2 separate regions of the Mus musculus genome follow, and region 2 is linked to region 1. Evidence: chromatin loops called from intact Hi-C (ENCODE). Cell type or tissue: gastrocnemius. All regions are shown on one strand. Each heading gives the region's core, and the rest is flanking DNA. Links, peaks and the distances in the headings are about the cores only. Region 1 overlaps Cacna1e (calcium channel, voltage-dependent, R type, alpha 1E subunit). Region 2 has its middle 23 kb from the start of Gm30465.

What was found. A loop is a pair of places that touch in the nucleus more often than their neighbours do. Peaks named below come from ENCODE experiments on the same cell type or tissue, not always from the same donor. Only the 100,000 strongest peaks of a DNase experiment are listed, where the experiment ranks them.
Region 2: it touches region 1 in a loop (5-fold over the local background); 3 of 42 quality-filtered maps call a loop at or near these places.

The regions. Positions count from the first base shown.
Region 1 is chr1:154,420,359-154,432,663 of GRCm38, reverse strand. Cacna1e (calcium channel, voltage-dependent, R type, alpha 1E subunit) reads left to right here. Exons shown (of 47, transcript NM_009782.3): 35 at 168-233; 36 at 6,047-6,138; 37 at 6,662-6,827; 38 at 11,509-11,636. Among named protein-coding and RNA genes, the nearest start is that of Gm30465, 160 kb to the right of the region's middle. In gastrocnemius, for the core only: no CTCF peak of the experiment used is centred there; no DNase peak of the experiment used is centred there.
Region 2 is chr1:154,281,286-154,293,590 of GRCm38, reverse strand. No RefSeq gene overlaps it. Among named protein-coding and RNA genes, the nearest start is that of Gm30465, 23 kb to the right of the region's middle. In gastrocnemius, for the core only: no CTCF peak of the experiment used is centred there; a DNase peak (open chromatin) is centred at 7,377.

The sequences.
Region 1 (12,305 bases), core at 1,434-9,433:
AGACTTGGGAGTATTTTAAAAAAGGAAAGACTACTCCAAACAGAACAGCTCTAAGGATCAGTGTCAGTCCTGCTTCAAATAGCCTCAGGGCAAGAGCTTCTATCTTGTCAATGTCTGCAGGAGCAGTGGTCTCCTTGATTAATTATTATCTCTTGCTTCCCTTGCAGGCTCTTCCCTACGTCTGCCTTCTCATTGCCATGCTTTTCTTCATCTACGCCATCATTGGGATGCAGGTGAGTGGTCTGATGGGGCAGCAGCTGCCCACATTGTCTCTGGCAGAGTTGAGGATTTATGTGTGTACAGTGTCACTTGACTAAGAAACTTCTCCACCATCTTGTTGCATTATGATCTTGGGACTTTCACATGGGCCAAGTGGCTCCCTAGGTATTCAGGGTGGTCTGCTCTGGGGGATTCATCTGAGGTCTTCCAATTATGCTGATGACTTAGAAGTAGCTAGGCTTCTATGATAGAACTAAAGCAAAATGACATCACTGTTTTCAGAGAGAGAGGGACTCGCATTGCAACTAAAGTAAGGATTGTTTCTGACGATCTCTGTTATTTGGACTTGACCAAAAAGAAGGTTAGATAGCTGTTCCCCCTATAAGCGATGATACCAAATGCATCTATATTAAGTTTTAACTGTCTAAGTTCTCTAAGACTTGTTACTGCCCATCCTAGGGAGCCCCAGAGCCATATTCCAACCAATTCCTATTGTACAGGGTCGTGGAACTTGCTGGATAATTCCCTGGCCTACTCATATCCTCAAAATTTTTAGAACTTGATATCAGATCAAGTTCTGTCCTAGATATTTGTGTGGCTAGCTAGAGGTTCACTGCACCTCAAGAAGAAATGTTCTTTGTAAGAACAAGAATCACCGGGGGTAGATGGCCTGCTTCCATAAACAATGAGCATGCATCCCCTAATCTATTTGATGGGGTCCACGGGCCTTTTGATTGTCTAAAGAAGGCATCCTTTCTGGCTTAAGGAGCTGCATAACTAAACCCCCTAAGAACTTTATCTAACAGTCCCCCTGAGTCAGGAAGTCTGGGTGCCTCCTCAATGGTATTGGCCACCTGGCCACCAGGCCACCTGGAGCCACTGCCTCAGTTTCCAAGCCTTCTGATCAACTGTCTTGCCTAGATTCTTTCCAAAAGACCTCTTATTCACCGTTTTCCTCTAACTCTATGGCCTGAAGGTATTCTCCAAAACCACAGCTAAATGTCCAGCATCAGAATACATAAGGCCTATGGAAAGGCTGTGGTTTTCCTTCTCTGAAGATCTTACAATCCATATGTAAAATGGTGTCAGTAGCATTAGAAACAATTGCCACAGAACTTAACACTCTCTTAATAACTTTAAGAACCTATTAACTCCCTCCAAACTTTACCTTAGAATTTACATAGTATCAAACCAAAAATTGAAAACTGGTTAAATTAAATTTAGTATGTCTAAGTTTCTGTATGATAAAATAGCTTAACTCTTTCATCTTTAAGCAAAATAAGGTGGAATGAGACTATCTTCAAGCCTACTGATAAGACTCATATTGATGCTAATAATGCTGTCTACTCCAGTTACTTGGTATGCCAGGTATGGTGCTTATTGTATGCCTATATGCAAACATACACATACATACAGACATACAAAGAGAAGAGGCAAGGCATATTAGTATAATCAGGAGTAATTGAGCTTCATTGTTTCCACTGACATTTAACATGGTTAAGTAGCCTTTAACCTTATTCATATTCTCACATAACAAGTTAAAAAGCTGATATTGAAACCTAGCTGTGCCTCTTTACAGCCCAGTTCTTAGCACTGCACCTTCTTTCATCCCATAAGAGGAGCAAATGCAAGGACGTTTTTGACTTGTCAGTAGGAGATGGAGACTGCTTTTCCACAAAGACACAAATGCTTTGGCCACTGTGGCTTTCGCTGGCTATTCCCAGCCTAGTCTGTCACAGAGAGCCAGAAACATGTACAAATTATGCACACTCCAGAGTGTGTCACTAAAAACACCATATCCAATGCAGTCATCACAAAACAGAAAACTTATGATGGTTTGAATGAAAATGGGCCCATAGGTCCATAGAGAGTGATACTATTAGAAGGTGTTGTCTTGTTGGATGAAGTGTGTTACTGTAGAGATGGTCTATAGGCATTGAGGTGTCAAAAGTTCAAGGCAGTTCCCTTCCTGCTGACTGCAATCCAGATGTAGAACTCTCAGCTCCTTCTCTAGTACCACATCTGCCTCGATATGGAGTCCATAATGGACTAAACCTCTGAACTGTAAGTTAGCCCAAGTTAAATATTTTCCTTTATAAGAGTTGCCAAAGTTGTGATGTCTCCTCACAGCAACAGAAACCCAAATTAGGAAAAAAAGTTGGAATGGGGTATTGCTGTGATAGGCCTGACCATGCTTTTATTTGGAGAAATGTGGCCTTTGTATTTGAAAAGCATTTGAATGCTTTAAGTGGGGCTTAAAGGGCCATCCTAGTAGAACGTGGAAGACCGTGGTATTGAGGATGATTTGAACCATGGGAACCTGAGTTAATGGGTTTCAAAAGAGAAAAATGTTAGTATCTGGCCAAGAGACTTTTTGTGTGTGTGTGATATTTTGGCAAAGAATGTGACTGCTTTGTGCTCTAGTCCAAAAAAGTTTGCCTGGTACTAAAATGAAGAGTTTTTGGATTAATTTCATTGGCAGAGGAAATCTCAAAACAGCCTACTATTGACTCTGTCCTATGGTTCTTAGTATTCACTCTTGTGGAGATCCATAGTGAAAAGGGGGATGCTGAACAAGGAAAAATATAAAATGTACAATTTGAGGAGAAAAGGGGCACCAGGAAGTGGAAGGGAGCTAAGCCCTGTGTTCAAGGAGATAAAGAAAAATAGATTATTAAATAGAGTACAGAGAGTGGTGACCTCAGGGCAATACCCACCTCCAACCCCTGCCAGCTAAACTTCAAAATTATAAGAAGGAATTAAAGAAAAGTGAAAAGGAATTAAAGAACAGCTTAGGTCCAGGTGTGGTAGCCTAGGCCTTTAATCCCGGCACTCTGGAGACAGAGGCAAGTGGATCTCTAAGCTCAAGCCCAGCCTGGTCTACAGAGTGAGTTCCAGGACAGCCAAGGTTAGGCTACAAAGGCAATCATCAGAAACAGAGGGCTGAAGATGTAAGAGCCCCACACAAATAGAAGGTACAATGGATAGGAGGAGTAAGCTTTTATGTATATAAAAGGCAGCCAGATGGATCTATAAGACAAACTGTTATACTGCACCTTTAAAGTCCTTTCAGAAGACAACATCTTTGCAGAACAAATAAACAACTTGTCCCTTACAGGAAGGGGTTTATATGCACTCATTGTTAGAAGAGATGCCATTGGCCTTAGCTCTTGTAGCTCTCCAGCCTGTGAACTAGGTTAAGCTACTGAGTTTCTCTGGCCTTAGGTCCTTTACTATAGTAGAGGAATGGGTTAAACACAAGCAGAGCCCTCCAGTCCTGCATTTAATTCCAAGTGAGAGTAGGTGGAGGCCTGGGCTTTCCTGCAACTTTCAGAAGTGACCCTTCTTCCTTTTTCATAGCCTTTGGTATGTGGGCGGTCACAGGCTAAGAGGATGTTATAAACAAAAATGTAAAGAGATTTTAAGTCCTACCACTTCCATGATAAATACCCATTTGAGACTTAAAAATTATCTTAGAAAATATTCAAAGTACCAATGCCTTCCTTGACAATTACACTAACATCATGTGCACAAAATTGCAGTGCACTCTCCAACAACTTCACAGAGTATTTTATAAAAGTCATAGCCGGGGCAATTAATGATGCTACCATGAGAGTCCCAGGGAGAAAAGGCCCTGTGAAGTGTACAGATGTAATAGACTGGGTACAACTTACAGACCTCTAGCTAAGGGAGTAAGAAGAGAGTGAAGGAAATTTAAAGTTGTTATGGATATACAACAGTCACCTCATGAAGTATCCAGGATAAAAGAGGTTTGGTTGCTTCGGTGGGGTTTTAAAAAGTCATGTGTCTCTTGAGGAGCCATCTCTTTCTTATCTGTTCCTTCTATTCTTCCCTCTGCTGCCTGCTTTGCCACCTCCGTTCTCCCCGAAGACAAGTAGTATTTGGGTTTTGAAAAAAAAACAGCACTGAGAACAAATTCCCAAAGCAGGTGTCAGTGGGAGTTACTTGAGCAAAATAGCTGGGGGCAGAGATTGTTCCTCAATTGCACACTCTCAAAAATGTTAGGGGAAAACGTGCTCCATTTAGCACACATCGAATAAACTGAAGCACGCTAAATGTAGGCTGGGAATCGTCTCAGATGGATAGAAGGGTGGCCCTTTAAGTTGTCAGTTGTACCAATGCTGCCTTGGAAGGATTGGTTCTGACCTCTGAAGCACAGGTAGAGGAGGAGGGCACACCATTCTCATTGGAGCATCTTGGAATTGTTGTCAGTGTTTATCTCTGTGCGTGCATACATATTGCTGAGTGCTGCCCCTTTCCTAAGAATATCAGTGATCAGAGTCCAGGAGTACATTAACAAAGCACTCTCTGTCTCTCTGTCTGTCTCTGTTTCTCTCTATTTTTCTCTCTATTTCTCTCTCTATTTCCCTCCCCCCTTCTCTCTGTGTGTGTACATTAACAATGCACTCTCTGTCTCTCCGTCTGTATCTGTTTCTCTCTATTTCTCTATTTCCCTCCCCCCCCTGTGTGTTTGTGTGTATGTGCATGTGCCCCATCCCCCACTGTAGCCAGGACTACCTGTTTTCTTTTCCTTTCTTTCTCTCTACTCCTTCCTCTTTTTATGTTCCTCTCTGGTACAATGGATTAAAACTAGAACCCCATGTATATAAGTTAGGGCTTTGTCTCCAGCTCTTCTTTTCGTGTGCCCAAATATCCTTCATTCATCCTACTACCCAGACTTTGCTTTTAGCTTACACCTAAGTGACCTATTTCAGTGAGATTTATGTCTGTCTGGTGATGCATGTGTGTTTATTTCCATTGGCTATGCATTCAGATAACAGATTCTGGAGACTGCAATCTCTAAATGAAAATATATCTAAGGAACATACAGCTGTGTCTCTCAGATCTGATCAGCTTGAATATTGATAGCTTCTACCAAAACCATAAATGACATCCTTGTCAACTACAGATACTCCCTTCATAATTATTAGATATGAGAAAAGAGGGGTGACTGTGTGTCCTCTTGTTAAGCAATGCCTTTGGTAGATTGCATAGGTACCATGGGACTAAAATGCATCTCCAATTTAAGTGTAGGGGAGGCTATGTATATGCAGAATGATTTAAAAGATTTACAATCTATGGACTGCTTGAACATTGCTAGCATTAGTCCCATTGCTGTACATAGCAGTGGGGGAGGTAATGAGTTTCCATATCAGGCCTAGAACATGGTGTAAGTCAGCTCTCTCACTCCGGGTTATCTGTTTCAGAGACCAGCATCAAGAAGTCAGCTTCCAAACTCTGACACCATTGCATACACTAGCAAGATTTTGCTAAAAGGACCCAGATATGGCTGTCTCTTGTGAGACTATGCCGGGGCCTGGCAAACACAGAAGTGGATGCTCACAGTCAGCTATTGGATGGATCACAGGGCCCCCAATGGAGGAGCTAGGGAAAGTACTCAAGGAGCTGAAGGGATCTGCAATCCTATAGGTGGAACAATAATATGAACTAACCAATACGCCCCCTAGAGCTCGTGTCTCTAGCTGCATATGAATCAGAAGATGGCCTAGTCGGCCATCAGTGGAAAGAGAGGCCCATTGGTCGTGCAAACTTTATAAGCCTCAGTACAGGGGAACGCCAGGGCCAAGAAGTGGGAGTGGGTGGGTAGCAGAGTGGGTGGGGGAGCGTGTGGGGGACTTTTGGGATAGCATTGGAAATGCAATTGAAATAAATACCTAATTTAGAAAAAGAAGAAGAAGAAGTCATTACCTGTACTTTATCTACCCTGCCTGTGTGTCTACTGACCATGAGCTGGACATGTGATGCAACTCAATTCTGCTCATTGATTTCTCTCATCTCCCCCAAGGTGTTTGGAAACATAAAGTTAGATGAGGAGAGTCACATCAACCGGCACAACAACTTCCGGAGTTTCTTTGGATCCCTCATGCTGCTTTTCAGGTACCTGGATGAACAAAGACTCAAGCTGGAGACCTCGTGGTCTTCAGCTGCCAAGGTGGGGAGAAGCCCCTGGATGGAGAATCCTGACTAGGCTCTTGATCTCTTGATTCTGCACTGCTGTTCTTGTTAGGATATGCAGTGGAAGTTTGCCTTAATCAAACTTTCCCGTGATTTAGAAAGTTTCACCACTATCTTTGACTCAGTAGTTAATCTGTGTATTTCAACTTGTCCTCTGGGATGGACACAGCTTCTTATGGGAACAATTTAAGACCTGAAACCTTGAGTAGCTGTGTTTAGGTGGAGTCTTGGGGTTCCACCACTATCAGATTAGACCCTTAACAGATGGAGACATGGTGGGCGAGGAGGAAGAACAAGGAAAGGGTCTCATGGGCATTCTTCTCCATGTGGAAGGTATTAAAAGGGCCTCACTGGGTTAAGAAAAAGTCCTATGTGTGAATAGGATAGCAGCCCAAGGTAGGATGGGACATAAAGACTTCTAACCAAGATGGATTTCTGTGTTCAGGAGTGCCACGGGGGAGGCTTGGCAGGAGATTATGCTGTCCTGTCTCGGTGAGAAGGGTTGTGAGCCTGACACCACTGCACCCTCAGGGCAGAATGAGAGTGAGCGCTGTGGCACTGACCTGGCCTACGTTTATTTTGTCTCCTTCATCTTCTTCTGCTCCTTCCTGGTGAGTAAGAATTTTCCTTTCTTTGAGGCATGCCTGGTAAAGTGAAGGCTCCTATAGTGTGTGCACACATTCTCCCCTGCCTCTTAGCTCCCTTGTTCCTGATCCCTCACATACACACTCACACTCCAAGCTATAGAAGAATTAGATCATTGCCTTTGGGAACCAAAGTGCTCCTCGGAATCCTTGCAGGGAGGGTGACTCTTATTGGTTGAGATCTTTGTGCCTTCAAGAAGAGAGTCCTTGTGAGACTGGATAAGGATTTGAACATAGGAAGAGAGCACCAAACTTCGTGTTGTCTCTGGAGCTACTGGAGTAACCCCTGTCTTCTTTGTGCCCCGTGTAGTTTATTTAATAGCTAGGACTTGCATCTGTTTGGGAGATTCTGTGTTTTTTTTAACTGTTTATGAAAAGGTACCTTGAAAATATAAGCTTATAGGGTTCATCAGAGGCAAATAATGATCGCATGCAGTGTAATTGGTGTGATTCTCTCCTGACTATGGTGCCATGGAATTGGACGGCAGCTGGCAAGCATTCTGGTGTGAAAACGCGATTACTTTGGGTGTTAGTGAATATTGAGGAGTATATGTAGAACATTCCCACTTAGGGAAGTGGTAAGAGATCTGAAATGCCCTCTGAGTTCCTTCTTTTGGAGAGAACATCTAGAAATGTCTTCCCCACACATCAGATTAGCAGTGATGGATGGAATAAATACATAAGGTGTCACCAGATCAATGAAAAGGTCACTGTAGTCCTTCTGGCTCCCATAATGTCCCTGAGCTCAACTTCACTGCAAATGCCACTGGCTGTACAAAACTATATAACACTAAAATATCGCTGCTGCTGCTGCTGCTGCTCAAAAGTAGGACCATTCACTGAAAAGTAACTTAACTGTTTCATGGCCAGGCCATTTCTCTGAGGGGACAGAGACATGTGACAATTCAGCTTTCTGGTGATAGCATGGGCCCTGAAGATAGGCCATTCTGCCTGGTACATAGGTTAATGTAGGGTGTAAAGGGACTCTGGGAGTCCCCTCCCCCTTTTGGTTTTGGCTTTGTTGTCATTTAGTCTAGGCTAAGGCGCTTGCTCTTATATAGTGTCTTTTAAATGGTATAGACATGTCAGGAAAGAGCTGGGAAGGTAGCTCAGTGGAAAATGGTATTTGCTGTGCAAAAAAGAAAGCTGTGTGTAGCTTCCCACTTACCTATAACTCCACTGCTGTGGGAGGGTTGGGGAAATTGGTGGGGGCATGGAGACAGGATTTCTGGGGCTTGCTCACCACCAATTCAGCTCCAAGTTCAGTGAGAAAACCTGTCTCAAGGGAATAAAGCAAAATGTGATAGTGCAAGGCCCTCAGTATCCTGACGTGGTCTCTGTGTGTGGATACATACCATTCAAGCACTCACACAAACACATGTGTACTTATGGCATACTCATGTGCATGAGTATCTGCACACACATATACATGGTATACCTCATGCTTGACAGCAGTAGTATTAAGCACAGTGAAATAATGCATACATTTTGATATATTTCTTTTCTATGGGCGTGAAACTTTTTTTTTCAATGAAAAAGAACACAGGACTGTTTATAAATCTGAAAGCACAATGTATAATAAAAATAACTGAAAGGAAGTTAATCCATTCACATCTTCAGCCCATTTTTATCAAGTGGCTACTAATGACTGGCACTAAGCTAGGCACCAGAGTAGAACTGTCAGCAAGACATAGTCTCTTTGTGAGCTCCAGTAAGAAACCAATATACAGAAGAATTAACACTTATCAATAAGAATAAATCAAAACAGAAAGGGACACATAGACCTCTCCATTTTACCTTATATAGTTTAAATGTTTGATGATAAATATTTAAAAGAAACCAGAGACAAAAGTGAAAAATTAATTAGAGGCTGTACGGTCACTTTTAGAATTGTGAGACGGAGAGTGCTACATAATTCACATTAATGTTATTTTTAATGAGGCTATATTCAGTGTGAGATGACTTGCCTTCATGTCTCAGTCCTACAATAAGACTAACTTTGTGACCTCGGGCCAGTCACACACTGCTTATTTCAAATCAACCATCCAACAGAGATTTCTGAGGCCCTTGGATGTGCCAGACCATGTGCTAAAAGCTAAGAATGCAGTTGTAAATCAGAAGCATCTATTTTCTCAAAGAGCTGATGGGAATTAAAACTTCCTCCTGAAGGGCTGAAAGGAGCATGAAAACCAATAGTAGATGTTAATGTGTGCAGCACACTGCTAAAGGATGCAAGAATATGAAGCATTAGCAATGCTAATAGTTTTTATTAACATTAGCTATTAACATTAATGATTAGTGCCCCGAAAGGAGTATGCATATAAACAGACAACACTCATAATCCAGGCAGTGGCTGAATAAAATCTCAATGACAGAGGGCTGTGTTGGGTTCAGCTATATGAAACAGCAGTTCTCAAACAGCACCTGAAACAGGAGGGACCAGGTTTTCTTTGCCATGTTAGTGAAGTCTGAAGGAAGCCATCGTGCTTGTTATGATGGCCTGACACTGGATCATTTCTGTACCAACTGATGAATGTCCTTCACCCTAACGTGCAGAAAAGACAAGTCAACCTTCAGTCATCCATTTGTAAAACAGGCAGTGGTAAAAAGGGACCATGGCTGTTAGGATATATCCAACCTTCTCCATGTTGCAAAGACTATAGGAATTATGTAGACTTTCTTGTAGACTTTCTCTGTAGCCTATATTCTCTGCCTGCATATTTGACAAGCCCATGAACCCAACCACTTAAAACAAATTTTTCTATCAGGTGGGAATCTTGAATTTTAAGTGTAAGAAAGCCTAGCTAGATATAGCATAAACAAAATGGGATTTTATAAGCACCTGTCATTGGGGTATCCTAGGGCAAGGCAAGCACCAAGATAAATTTTAATTCCCCTTTTCATCCTTCTCTATTCATAAATCTTTCCCTTTATGTGAGCTCCTTCTTCAAATACCCCTATCTGATGTCAGGCAGCTGGAGTAGCAACTCCAGACCTTACATCTTCTCATGTCCAAGAGTAATAGAGATGGCCATGTCTTTTGCCCAATGCCTCTTCATTGGCTTTTGTTGAATCCCCACTCATATTGAGCTAGAGAAAAATAGGATTCAATGACTGGGTAAAGCTTAGGTCACAGTATGATGCCTTATTGAACTATAGTACTAGGCCAGGCCAGGGCCTGTACTAGGAGTAATCAGTGGCATGCCAGAAGCACAACAGAACTGTTTACTGGTCTATTCTTGTCTTTGGTACTGTCATTGTGAATGAGTAGGCCCAGGAGCACACCATTCTCACCCTGGTTCTATACCTACCTTCTATACCATTACCAAGGTTATCTCCAAAGACAAATAGCTCTTGGCTTGCCTACAGAGTAGTATGTACTACAGATGAGCAGACCCTCTAGCCCATGGGCTAATCTGATTTGCTACCTGGTTTTATATGGTCCATGAACTATGAATTTTACAGTCTTAAAGGAGGGAGAGACAAACAAGAGATGAATAATATTCTCATGGCATGTGGAAATTATATGAAATTCAAATTCCAGCATCCATAAACAAAGCTTCCTTGGAACTCAGCCATGCTCATTGATATTTCTAATGTGTGTGGCTGTTTGGGGTGGTGGAATACCAGAGCTGAATAGCTCAGACAGACACAGAACAGCCCATGAAACATACAAGAATGTCTGGCTAGTTGGCTGGTTTTGGTTCAGACCAGAGCATGGTAACACGATGCTTTGGTCATTTGGTACTTGGCCCTGGATGTTTTACTCTACTTAAGGACCCCTAGAATGTCCCTGTTCCTACATATCTCTGTTAACATTCATGCTGCACCCTCTGCGTAAGGCACTGTCTTCTGCGCTTATGTGATCTGGTAAGTATGACCTGCCCCATCGTGCTTCAGTTCAAAAACCTAGTGACTTCTACAAAGTTTTTTTAGCTACTAGAAATTCCCTTTATAGAATTTTCTGTCTCTATTGTCACTTGTATATGATGCTCTCATGGCTGCTGTGATTTGCAACCTTTTTCTGTTTCCAATATATCACTGTCTTTTCTAAATACTAGATAAGTTTTCAAGAGTAGTCATACAGCAAGATCTAGTGAAGGCCTGCTTTGCACTGTGCTAGGCGTGAGGGTCTAGCTCTAGACTAGCACTTTCTGACCTCATATCCTAGCACCTCCAGAAACAGAGTCGCTGAGTTTGACACATACTGGGTACGTAGTGGAGAACAGACCCATGGACAGCTTCGCACAGGGAGCATGCTCTTTAGCTCTGTGGCACTCATTGTGCTCTCTGGGGACTCTATTTTCATAAAGCAGGATGAGGATGGAAGCTGGCGAGACAATGTTGTTATCTGGCCTTGACTTTCTCTAGCCTTTAAGAATGTGGAAAGCACTGTTCCCTCTGCTACAAGAACAATTAAGTAAGTCAAACAGGTAATGACAGCAGATAACGTATTGTGCGAATGAAAAGCAGCATAAAAAAAAAGAATAAACTCATAGTGCCCACACAATGAGATGCACGGTCTGAGTAACAAAAGTGAGTTGCATTTAGCAAGCTTTGCCTAGGAACTTTGCCTTGGAGCCTGTCCATCTGTTTCCTGAGCTCTGCCTTAATTTCCTCCTAACTCTTCTCTTTCTTTGCCCTCCAGATGCTCAACCTGTTCGTGGCTGTCATCATGGACAACTTTGAGTACCTGACTCGAGATTCCTCCATCCTGGGGCCTCACCACTTAGATGAGTTTGTCCGTGTCTGGGCAGAATATGACAGAGCAGCATGGTGCGTAGGCCTTTTGGCCACTCAGAAATTAGGGGCTTCTAGATTGCTCAAATACTTGCCTGTTATAAAAGGGAAGGAAACACCTCTTGGTTATAGCTCACGGAAGAGGCACTGGTCTCAGGCCATTCACCCAAATCTTCTCTCCCTGGGCCTTCTGCACCCCTCTTTCTTTTTGTGGCAGACTGTGCCCTTGTTTGCCAATTTCATTATACTCTAGATTGACTACACAACCAGGGGAGCTTCCAACCTGCTCCCTTTTTTGCTATGAGTCACCGGGGACTCAGATAGGAGGTTTCGGGCCAATGGGACATATCTGGCCACCATGGTTAGTGGCATTAGTGCTTTTCTTCCTCATTCTTTTCAGCATATATAGTTAAATAAAACACTGGTATAATATTTCAAATAATCAAGTAGGTGGTCCTGCCAATAGATGCCCTCTAGACTTGTGGGCTTTTATCACATGAAACTGAGTTAAATGGCAGGAGCTGGCAGGGCTGACCTCTTTGCTGTCTTTCACTGTCCAATAGTTCCGATGTGATGTGACATCTAGACTTTAGAGCGGGGATCAGCAAATTACCACCTGTCAGTTAAGTTTGGCTCACTGCTTTTACAAATGAGTTTTTATAGAGGTACAGTTACAGCCATTTGTCTTCTCTATTGTCTATGGCT
Region 2 (12,305 bases), core at 2,740-10,739, 140 kb after region 1:
AATGAGGACATTCTAATTCCCTTCACAGTTTAAGATTGTTAAGGGCAGTACTCATGGCAGACTCCTAGAGTCCACCATTACTACATGTTCAATAAATTTTCCCAATGAATAATCGAGGTAAAGTTATGAATATATGAAAACTTGACCTTGACACTTCCTCCTACTTTCCTATCTTTGGCAGTCAGGTATGGGATACACTTGGGGGAGGAAGGGCAAGGCAGGCATCTACAGGGAAGGGCTCTACCTTTCCTGTAAACCGTAGTCATTTGAGAAAATCACAGCCATATCAAGCTCCTCCCCTATCTCTAGAGTGAGAACCTGATTGACAGGTTGATGGTTCCCTTGAAGCCTCTGAGATTTCTAGTCACCTAGCCTATGTTATGGCCTAGACAAATCTCTGGTTTGGCCTACTTGCTTATTTCAACATCCAATTATACGAACAGACTAGCTAGGACTAAGCATGTGGTGGTGGTAGGATGTGTGTGTGGGGGGGGGTCCCACACCACATACCCTCTCCTTCTGAGACCTGCCTAGAGCTAGTGGGTCAGATGAAAGGAACCCTCTAGTGCTGCTTGGGGAACTGGTACCTGAGGGGGTGGCTGATGGTGCTGCAGGCTCCTGCTGGCTGTGAGCACTTCCATTTGTAATGGACTAAAATACTCAGGGCTGTGGTGACTCATGCCCGCATGACATTTGCCTAATTAATTCTGGCTGTTAAATCCCCCTTTCTCCAGTCTGGGAGGGGATAGACTAGAGTTGCAGGGCAGTGAGATCCACTGGAGAGCTGCCGGGTGAATGAGTGGCAGAGCCAGTGATGACCCGGCGTGTGCAGGAAGGGTCTCTTGCAGGAAAGCAGCTGCAGCAGGCCTACCCTTGGCTGTGCAGCTTTGCACGTGTGAAGAAGAGGAGGCAGCAAGGAGGGTGGCAGGGAAGGAAACTACCCTCTCTTCTAGATCGTATGTTGATCGAGAAGCATTCCCAGCAATGAGCTAGCCCCAGTTAGAACAACTCAGATAGGAAACTGGCTATACACAGGTTTGAGAAAGCTCTCCTTGGAACTTGTCCTTAGAGACATTACTGCGACCAACAGCCAACAGTGTTCCATTTTGAAGAATTCTGATGAGGCTGGGGAATCAACTGGGATGCTGACAAAGCAGATGTTAGGTTGATGGGAAAGAGGCTTTTAAATTTTTGTAGACATTAGACTCATGAAGATGCAAGTCCTGGAACTCTCTGGACATCAGAGCTCACACATGGTAGTGTCATTACGTATGAGAAATAGTTCCAGTGCAGGTTATCTTCAAGCCAGCCCAGACTCTGCTCAAAAGAAAATTGGCCTAAATGACATTTGCATGATGAAAAGCTTTTCTTCTATCTGTATTGTTGGCCACCCATGATAGCACTAATGACATCAGCCTTCTGCGAAACTCTGGGGTGCAAGGACCCAACATCATCCTACCTGATTTCTACCTTTTGAGAATCTGGAACACCACACTGGGTAACACGTATTTGAGAAGATTAATAGCCTCTAGGACGGGACAGTGGTGACCAGCTTGAAAACATTGTTCTAGAAGCTTCTCTAGTCTCCTTCCAAGAACACGTTTTCAGGCCTTTAATACTATCTTCAGCTCTGCTGAGAAATCTGCCCACCCTACTCTTTGCAAATAGCTTTAAATTCTACACTTCACTGTAAACTACAGGTCCCCAGTGAGTTGGGTTGTGATCGCAATCTCCCTAGGACAGTATCTGCAGGAACGTCCATACTTCTTCCTGCCCTCTGAGTCCTCCTTCAGCAATGGCTTAACCCTGTCTTTCCTCTCATTGTTGCCACCTCTTTCCCTCATCACAGACACATGCTGGGGCTCTGTGTCTTAAGGATGTTCCTTCAATCCAGATCCCCTCTTTCACTGCTCTAGACTTTTCTTCCCTTCAATTTTTTGAATAAGCCATTTCATTTCAACCACATCTACTGTCAGTTCTCCATGGAGGCATCCATCTATTCTGTTCCCATACCCCCTCTCATTATAAACCTGCAGTCATAATGGTAAAACATGGCCTTCAGTTCTAAGCGCTATCAGCTCATTTATCTCATTAGGCTCCAAAGTAGTTCTTGACCTTGTTGCCACTGTCCTCCTTGCACTGACTTCTGGGCTAGTGACATTATCTGCTGGTCTTCTTCCTGTCCCTCCCAGGGCTTCTTTCTTTACCTTGCTCATGAGTTCCAGTCTCAGCCTGTAGTCTCCATCCACATTAGGATAGTCCACTCTCTGATAGCATCAAATCTCCAGCCTGTGCCCAGATCTGTTTTATGTTCTTTTTCATGTTTTTCTTATATTTAAACTTTTTATTAATTACATGTATGTATTTAGGTCTGTGCACATGAGTGTCCATGCCAGAAGAGGTGAAAAGCATCAAATTCCCTTGGATTATGAGCACAATTGAGCCACCTGATATAAGTGCTAGGAATTGAGCTGAGGTCTATTGCAAGAGCACTGTGTGCTCTTAACCACTGAGCCATTTCTCCAGCCCCCTGACTCTGTGTTCTTTTAATCGGCTTATTATCTAGCTCCACTCAGACCTCACCTCCTATCACAGCTACACTTCACGCCAAAACCCAAATGTGATATCTTCAGTATCTGCTATTTCTATATGACATCTGTAAGAATTTCCACTTATCATTTCTTTCGTTTAATATTATTTGGGTATGTGTATATATATGTGTGTGTATGTGTGTGTGTGTGTGTGTGTGTGTGTGTGTGTGTGTGTGTGTGTGTGTGTGTGTAGCTGAGTGTGTGTGTGTGTGTAGCTGAGTGTGTGAACACATGCACTGTGCGCATAAGCATACTACCATACAGAGCATGGGTATGGAGGTCAGAGGACACTTTGGGGGAGTTAGTCTCCTTCTACCTTATTGAGGCAATGATCTCATTTCTTTCTTCTTTGTGCACCAGGCTTTATGGGACTCTTCTGCCCTGCCTCCCATCTTGCCATAAAAGTGTGAGGATTATAGATACTAGTCATAATCATCTGTGGCTTTTTCTGAGTTCTGAGGATTGAATTCTGGTCACTGGGTTTGCATGGCAAAGCTTGCATCCATTGAGTCATCTCACCAGCCCTTCTACAACCTTCTGTACCTCAATTTTTTTTTGGTTTTTCAGTATTATTTTCTGTCTTAGCTTAAGTATTGCCCTTCAGAGGTTCTCCAACTATCTGTCCTTAAAAAAAAAAAAAGCTCTATCTCCACCTTTTCTAACAAGATGGATGTTACATACACTAGCCTGCACAGCCTTCCTCACTCAGCATCCTTCCTCATTGTGTACTGTTAGTTAAGCACCATGCCCTGCTCTCCCCTCATCTTGTATTATTGGCTCTAATATTTCTGATATCACTTCAATGTGTATCTTTCTTCTGATTTCCCAGGGGCACTCCACTACCAAGTGATTCCTAATCACTATCTCGCTTCCAGTCTTGACCTAACGTACCCCATTTTCCCATCTCTCCCTTGGACTGAATTTCCTAAAATCAAACTTACGACACCATCCTCTTTGCAAACCTTTAATCTAATCTCTGGGTGCCATTGAAATAAGATAAAATTTACTAACATGTTTTGACGGATACACCTTCAGTATTGGCATTCCCTAATCAGCTCCATTCTTCAGGCCCCATCCAAAGCAACACCGTGCATTAGCCCAGGCTCACCATCTCCTCTCATAGTTACATGTTTGCACTTGCTTCCTCTTCCGTCTGGAATGTCACCCCTCACCTTTCTCTTAGCCAATATCTACTAGCAATGCTCAGTCAAAACTTTCTTCTCTCTCGGGTCCAAGAACCTAGGTCACACCTTGATCAAAATAGTTCATCCTACTTAATCGCAGCTCTCTTGCACTAATGCCTGTGACTTTGAGTCTAAACCTCCAGTAGGCAGAAGTGTGCCAATTGATGATGTCTCTCCTCAAGTCAGAGTTTAAATTGATCGCTTGTAAACATCCATAAGCAGAAGGATTTATATCATAGAGAGTGGCAAATACTATAAATCACCGCTTTCTCTTTTCTTTCCTCCAAAGAGATAATTGTTAAATGTTTAGCGGCACATCACTGTCTACTGACCACCATGTCAAACTTCAGATACATACTTGATTTAAACAATGCTTGTGAGATGTCTGTATTAGCATAGAAATGAAAGGATTTTTAGAGCTAAATATTTCTTCTTGAAGCTTCCAACTTCACATCGGTTTCCCTTAGGACACGCCACCCATCTGGTCCCTCTTTCATGAAATAATCTTTTAAATAAAGAAATAGATGGTATGGCTTGCCGTCGTCTTCTATTTCCTAAGCTAATAGCACTCTCCGATGCTTTCAATCAGTCCTCACAACAGTCACCACACTGACTGCATCCCTGGAGAGGCTGTGGCGCATCAGGGCTTCTTTCTAAAAGCCATGGCTCCCAGAATGCTCTAGGGACCGTCTGCCCTGTGGTGACCACAGCAGACCCATGAACTCCAGGAAATGAGATTTGATACTTCTGTCATTGAAGCCTGAGCTGGGAGCTATGCTCAGATGCTCCCACACTCACAAATCCATCCTGCACTTGAGCACTCAGTGAATCTGGAAACAGAATGCCAGTTTCACATCGAGCCTTATTGAACTTGATCTCATATTTCTCTAGCCTCGGTTTTTCTGGGCTATTAAGATGTTATTTAATGGTGATTCTGCCATCTCTCGATGTTTTTGTCTGAACTGGCATCTGGATTGTGAATTATGCATTAGAGATTCATGAGCAGGCCATAAAGGAAGAGCCATGGGAGGGGAAGAAACTGCCATTCATCATGAATGCCTTCTATGTGCAGGGTGCCAGGCATTTCCAGATTATCTGACCTTCTTTAATTCTAATAACTTTCTAGGAAAGAGTTGATGGTACAATTTCAGCAGATGGAGACTTTCCAGCACCTCAAAGAGTCGGACTTATCCAAAGTCAAGTGGATTGGAAGCAAAAAAGGCCTCGAAACCTCTGCAGTCTGCATTGGGTATCCACTGCACGGCTTCTTGGGGAGCGGTGCTGAGCATTGGTAGTGGTGCTCATGAATGCTTTCTTGGCTCTCCCTCCTTGGAAGATATGAAAGACTTTGTATTCCCTCACTTTCTTTGAGAGACTTCTTTCACCACATCCAGAAAAGTGTCTTCAGAGTGGCTGAGGGATGTCCTACACTTCCTGATCACACAATAGGAAGCCACAAGAAGGAACTGAAGAAATCCTCATTTTTTTCCTGGCATTCTCTGGACAAGCAGTTGCAAGCTCTGTGTGAGGTTCCCTGTGCCTGTGTCCTGGATAACATTCAGAGGGAGCCTATGAAATAATGGTATTTTTTCCTGCCTTATCAAGTATGGAAACTAAGGTTTAAAGACGTTAATTCACCTGCCCAGGATCACATCTATCAACGGGCTTTTTTTGTTTACATGCATGCCCCTGTTCTCACCCATGATCTCAACAGGGAAGAGTCACCCAATGGAGGCCACAGCTTGGGTGGTCTGATCCGCCACTGGAAGATCTGTATCCTCATTTGGCCTTTCCTTCAAGAGTATCTGGGTTTTCTGAGGGCAACGCTGTATTTGCAATTCAGTGACATTCAGATCTATGTCTAAATTTCATTTGTTGTTGAAACTGATTATAAAGAAAAGGAAAATAAATAAAAGGAGACTGGAGAGGCTGAATCATGCATGTCCATTCCAGAATTGCAGTTGCTCTCCTTGGTGAGGCTGTTCTGGCTGTGGAAGTCTAGTTTCTTCCAGGCGTGTGTGTGTGTGTGTGTGTGTGTGTGTGTGTGTGTGTGTGTGTGTGTGTGTGTGTGTGCATGTCCACCTGGTCAATCATCCTGGCTCACAGAGCTGCCTGTATTTTATAACTGCATGTGATGTCATGGCAATGACCCAACTAGGCCGACAGATTCCTGACAGGGGTGTTTCCCCAGACGTGTCTAGAGCGTCTTGATTTCCTTCACTTGTTCTCTCCAATGCTTCTTCTCCAGTTCTGGCTAAACACTGTCACCACCGTGAGTGGTAAGCTGCCATCTGAAGTGAAGTGACACACCGCAGCATGAAGCACTAGATGCAAATGGGAACATGGGATCTTAAGAAAGAATACTTCTGAAGCCCAGATCATTCAGCAGAGAAAAATCGTGCGAAGACTTAGGTGTTTTGGTAGGACTTGTTCATTTAAGTTGCACATCATTGCCTCTTCAGCTCAGTCCGAAGAGCAGATGCCCATTGTGAGCCTGCAGGTGCGATCTGGCTTCTCATCTCCCTGCTGCTGCTTCCTATTCTTCCACTGCCTGTCCATCCTGCCTAGACGGGGCTCCCGTGACTTCCAAAGACTTCCATAACTCTGTGGACCTCCCAGATGTTCAGTCTGCTAACCCAAGCCAGTTTTGCAAAGTCTAGATTCTTCAACTGAAAGATCAAGGTCCAGCTGTTGAAATAGCTGCCGGTGGCTTCTTAGTTACCAGAAAGAGTTATCCTGTTTGATGACTTGACTTTAGGGGAAGAAACAGTGTTCATGGTCAACCCAGTTGGCATCCCAAACTGTTACTTTTAGCTGGAGTCCCAGTAGGGAGACTTGAGCCCAAGATCCTCTTGATGTGATGATTGGTCCCACAAACTTCCGAGGCTCTTCATCTACACCTAGCTCTGAGCAGCCTTGCCTGTGAAGATATGCTCTTTACTAGGACATGCTAGGCTAAGTATGCTCTGAGGCCATGAGGGAACAGAAGAGTATAGAACACTCATTCCAAATCACACTGTGATACAACACCTGTTATACAAGAGATAGTGATCATAAACACCTCTCTCTCTGCAACCAGGACACCTGAATAACTCACTGACAAAAATCAGCCCTTCATTTCTTTGATTCATGATCACCATAGTTCCTGGGGTGAGTAACCCTTTCCTCTGCATGTCCTAGATTAAAAGGGCAGTTTCTTAGGCAAACTTTAGTCTAAAATCCCACTACTCATCATTCCATGAGCGAGGAAAAAGGATCTGGGAAAACACTTAATTTGGGGGCTTCCTGCCATCAAATAACTAGACTTCTCTTTATATAGTTGAGTTCACTCACAGAAAACGGCATACAGTTTCTGCTCACTTCAACATGCCTTCCTTGGGCATGCAGGCGCCTGGTTGTGTGCTAGATCTTAAGGATGTAAAAATAGCTAACAGGACTTCTTTACTCAAGCAGTTTATAATCCAGTGAGAAGATCCAAACGCCTTATGTAATCATGTTATATATGCAAGCAGAGTGCTCTGTACAAGGTTCAGACACAGACACACTATCAAGAAGGAAGGTGCCGAGCCTGTAGATGTAGAAGCCTCTGGCAAAGGTCCCAATAGGAGATTCTGCCACATGGCTAGTTATATGCTTCCTGAAGACTGGTGGCCTGAGCAGACAGATCTTCTCTGTCTCTAGAAACCTTACCAGAAACAACACAGGGATCTTTTTCAAAAGGAATACATCTTGGGGGACACAAACAAAGGAAAGGAAATAATATCAAACAAACAAGCAAAGCAGATGGACTCTTGCTAACAGACTCTGCAAAGCTCCGAAGGCTGAGCTTTTAGCTGGCAGCAGAAGCAACTGAACAGTAGAGCCCAGGAAAGCACAAGAGACGTCCAACAACAAGGGTGGAAAATAAAGATGGACATAGGAGAAATGGCTGACAACTGGTTTAAGAGGCAGGAAGCATCCAGTGGCATCTTCTTACTCTCTACATGTCCAAGGCTTTGCTCTTGCGCCATAGCAAAGGACTCCATGGAGTGGACTAGAGGGTTGCTGGGATGGAGACAGGGAACAGGAAAGCCAGAGATGCTTTCCTAACAACAGGACTCCTGGGACTCTCAGGCAGGATTTAAGAGCCTTCTGCATCTGCAGCCAGAGCCTTACTACCTAGGCCATCCCTGCTATCACAACAGGACATGGTCCACAGTGAAGCAGCCTAGCCAGGTCTCCTAACAATGAAGCTATTTATAGTTGACAGCTCCCATTCGCCAGCAAGGAGCTTCTCGGTGCCTGCTTTTCATCTCGAAAGGACAGACCAGAACTTCCAGATGTTTGAGAAAAGGCTCTCTCATACCAAAACCTCCTTAGCCCACAACATCGTTTTAAGAAAAGAAAATTTTTTAAAAAGGTATTTAGAAGACTTTCAAGACAAAGACATTCTCTCTCTCTCTCTCTCTCTCTCTCTCTCTCTCTCTCTCTCTCTCTCTCTCTCTGTGTGTGTGTGTGTGTGTTTGTGTGTGTGTGTGTGTGTGTGTGTGTGTGTACAGATGGGGGAGAGAGAGAATCAATATTTTTTCAAGAGTTTTATTGTTGAAACAAACATAGTGTTCTCTTTTAAAATGAGGGAACATTCAAAAATCAAATATTAAAGCTCTCTCTGAAGTGAAAACTTTGAAAGCATGAACATATACTTGGCAGATAACCTTGAAAAAATTCCTCACAGAACAAAAACATACAAAGACAAAGAATACAAGAAATGAATAATATTAAATTAGAAAAACAGCTTCAAATACTAAGAAATTCCCAAAGGAAGAAGAACAAAGTCAGAATGAGTCCCACTTTCCCAGGTCTCCAGGGAAGGACCACGTGGATTGCCGAGGAGCATGAGGTGGACAGCACCAGTGACGAGCAAAACCTCACTTCAAGGGATATCACTGTAAAAACTTCACACTCCATGAGAAAGAAGCCCCTTCCTGCTTTCAGCAAAGTCACACACAGAGGATCAAGAGGCAACAATGCCCATGGCGGGCCTCAGTGTCTTCTCTTCACTGACCACTGGTCCATTGGCAATGACACCAGAAATTAGAAGTGAGACACTGATTTTAAAATTATGAAGAAAAATAACGCCAATTCAGGAGTCTATATGTGGGCAAACTGTCAATCAAATATCAAGGGAGAATAAGTCCATTTTCAGGCTCTGAAATTTTCAATATTTAATGTCCTTTATATGTTTCTCTAGGGTGTGGTCTCGCAAACAGAGGGAAGAATAATAAGATGAGACAATATGGGATCCAAGAAGAAACGATCCAGCGCAAGCAAGGGGAAAAGAAGATTCTGGGATGGTGATGAAAACTGAGACAGACAGGTGCTTGGCAGGTCTGTAGTGCAAACAGCACAGACTGAAGAAGAAAGAGAGAAGGCATCTAGATCATTCCAAGGTTAAAATGATGGAATTAATGTGTGGTGCATAATACATTGAGAAGAAATTTACATACGTGGAAAATGTGTAGGTAAAAATTGATGCTGAGTGAACAGGAACGTACACAAATGAAGAATTGGGACAATTATTAACTCCAGGGAAAATTAAAAGTTGTACAAGAAAGGAAATGTAATGGTGCTTTTACTACAGGGGCATGCTGTGAATACAGTCATAATTATGTAAACACTGAACACAGATCTCACTAAAAAACGATGATATAAGTCTTCTGGGAGGTTGGGGAAAGGAAAATTGTGGAGGCAGGGGAAGGAGGTGCTAAAGAGAGAGAGAAATCTTCCTCTTTCATAGTGAGAACTTAATAGAGAGTCTCCAAGAGTGGAGAACAAAGAGATTCATGTGGAAGTTATTCTGCAGAATGAAAATGAATGTCCAAAGAATAGCAAAAGTGGGCTGTCCCTGGGAAAGGTTGCAGATATTTTATTTTTTGTAACAAGGTTTGGAACCATTTGGCTTTTAAAAACATGAATAACAAACTAAAACGTAAAGATGCAATTCTGTGGATGGAGAAAAGCAGCAGCTACCTCCAGGACAGAGGAAGCATTGTATATAATTACCCAAAGCTTGGTGCTGAGTGGTGGGTGGAGGAAGCCTTCCTGGAGCCTGGGAGTGTGGCAAGATCTGGAGAGGTGAGCAGCCTCCAGATTTGAGGGCTCTGCAGGGATCATGTCTAGGATGCAGGGAGATACCTCTGAGTGAGCCATGGAAGATGGAAGACTGGCCGGGCCCCTTAAGATGGGCTGGTTGTCAGAAAAAGACTGAGTCCGGTGGTGCAGAATAGTGGCTCATTGGTCAAGCTAAATTCTAAAATGTACTTTCTGTGATCACAGTGGAGAAAAATACTAACCACAAGAAATCAACAAGGCTCCATGGTTCATGAGGCAGTCGCAGCAAAACAACTGTCTTCCTTCTGAAGTATGGCAATGGAAGAGCAAGAGAGAGCTGTGCCCCAGGATCTCTTGCTTCAGTTATTTTCTCTCTGCTCTTTTTGTGAACAAGATAGAGTGATGCATAGCTCAAGGGTTCAATCTTAGCTGATTTCTGGCCCAAGGTAGTGTTTTGAACTATGAATAGGATGGTGGCATTTTAATCAAGCTCCCACAAGTCAGAACCTGAGAAATTTGGCTAATAGTTGGGAATGGAAGGGTGGCCTCCTAAGTGATCTTGCCATGGGGAAAATAAATGGGTTGAACCTAACAATCTGAAATCAATAGAAACTAGAGTTTATTCCTCTAACTGATCCACTATCACTGGCCATCTGCTTAGCTTCCCTTAGATTCTGGGTTGGTCTCTTCTGGACTTCAATGTCAGCCTTCCCTGCTTTTTGTGTGAGATCCTCTCCACCCTCTTCTCCCCCACCTCCATGTGCTTCCACAACACAGACTCAGCTGTCAGCTTTAACTTCTCACTGCAATCACCCTTGTCCCCCAATTCCATCAGGGTTTAACACCCACTCACTGGGTTCCCACTGGCCGCAGTCAATGTGTGTTAAAGTAGTATATAGCAATTTAGAGCTGTTTCTTCCTTTACTGGTCAAGAAATACAATGTAGCAAAATAACTGATGGAGACTGTGTTCAAATGGTCTGATGGAGACAAACTTTCATGTTACAAGGCTGTGTGAAGGTGGAGAAGTTTTTAATTATTCTGTACTTCAGTATCATCTAAAGAGAAGGGTCATAACCTCTCCTAGCTTATAAAAAGGACCACAGGATTAAATGACTCCATATCAATAACCAGAACCATAAATTGCTTTGAGATGATTGTCATTTGGTCAGCAACCACTCTGTGATCCGTCTCTGTATTGTCTTAAAATTATTCTTTATAACGTGGCAAGTATAAGGATACCTGCTTATAGCACTTCAGTTTCTCTACTATACCCAAGGAAAGCCCCGATTCTTCAAACTGCCCACAGTTCCTTATTATGTGCCCGTCCACCTCACCAGCCTACTCCCTTCCCAACACTCCTCAGAGTCCTGGCTCTAGCCCTGCAAAGTGAGCAATGGGTGGCCACTGGCTTCCTCTAGACTTGTAGAATCCTGGCGTTCCGTTCCCTCTGAGGGTTGGTCCTAGGCAGAGCTACATTCATAGCAAATCAACTTGGAAGAGCAAGCAGAACTGAAGTCATGACAAGTTCTTCATGTGAACACTTCATTATGGGTCAGGCCACGTGACCTCCACACTCCCATCAGGGACTTGCTTTGAATGACTTCTTGCAGAGCTAAAAACACCTTCCTAGAGAGGCCTCTTTTTCCTTGGAACTGCTGGGCCCTTTTCTAACACTCTCTCCGGAACCCTCCATCTCTGTTCTTGTTGGAGTGTATAGACCACTTATGACCTTTGAGCTCTGAACCAGCATCCACCAGACCTGGGAACCGTGGCCAAGAATGTCTTCGAGGTCGAGGAGCCTGTAGCTACACATACTGAATCACTTTGTCCTGAAACTAGAAGATGTTCTCAGATTCTCACTCTTAATGATCTGAACGCACCTACCCCAGCATGCACATGCCCATTTGTGCCAACTTAGCGTGAGCATAAACGAACTTAAGTTGCCCTCTGTGACACCCTTTAATCACGACTTTCCTCAAAAATATGAAAAGAAAAAGAAATATTGCTGCATAGGTCCTCCAACTTGGGAGTGTGGGCTTCCAGGAGACAGGGGCCAGTCCTGATGTAGGGACTCAGGGTGCATGTGAGTGGAACGCCAGTGCCATCCAATGGCTATCTCGTGTAACTGCAACAGCTCCACCCTTGACCTGCACCAGTATTTTTCCTGTTGCACAGACCTGCTTTCTTGAAGTCTTTGGGTGCGCTGCCTACCTGTAGTCTCTCCCTCCCTCTCTAACCTGTCTCTTTCAACGTCTTCGGTTAAGCATTTGAAAGCTTGGTGCTGTATGCCGTTTCAATAGTAGTCAAAATGTAGTTATGGCCTGTCTTGAGGGAGTGCCTAAAATTGGTTTTATGGGAGGATATTTTCAACTTTTGATTCTTACTCTTTGATGAGTATATACTGGAGTTTTCCAGAGATTCTGTGAACTATGATAAAG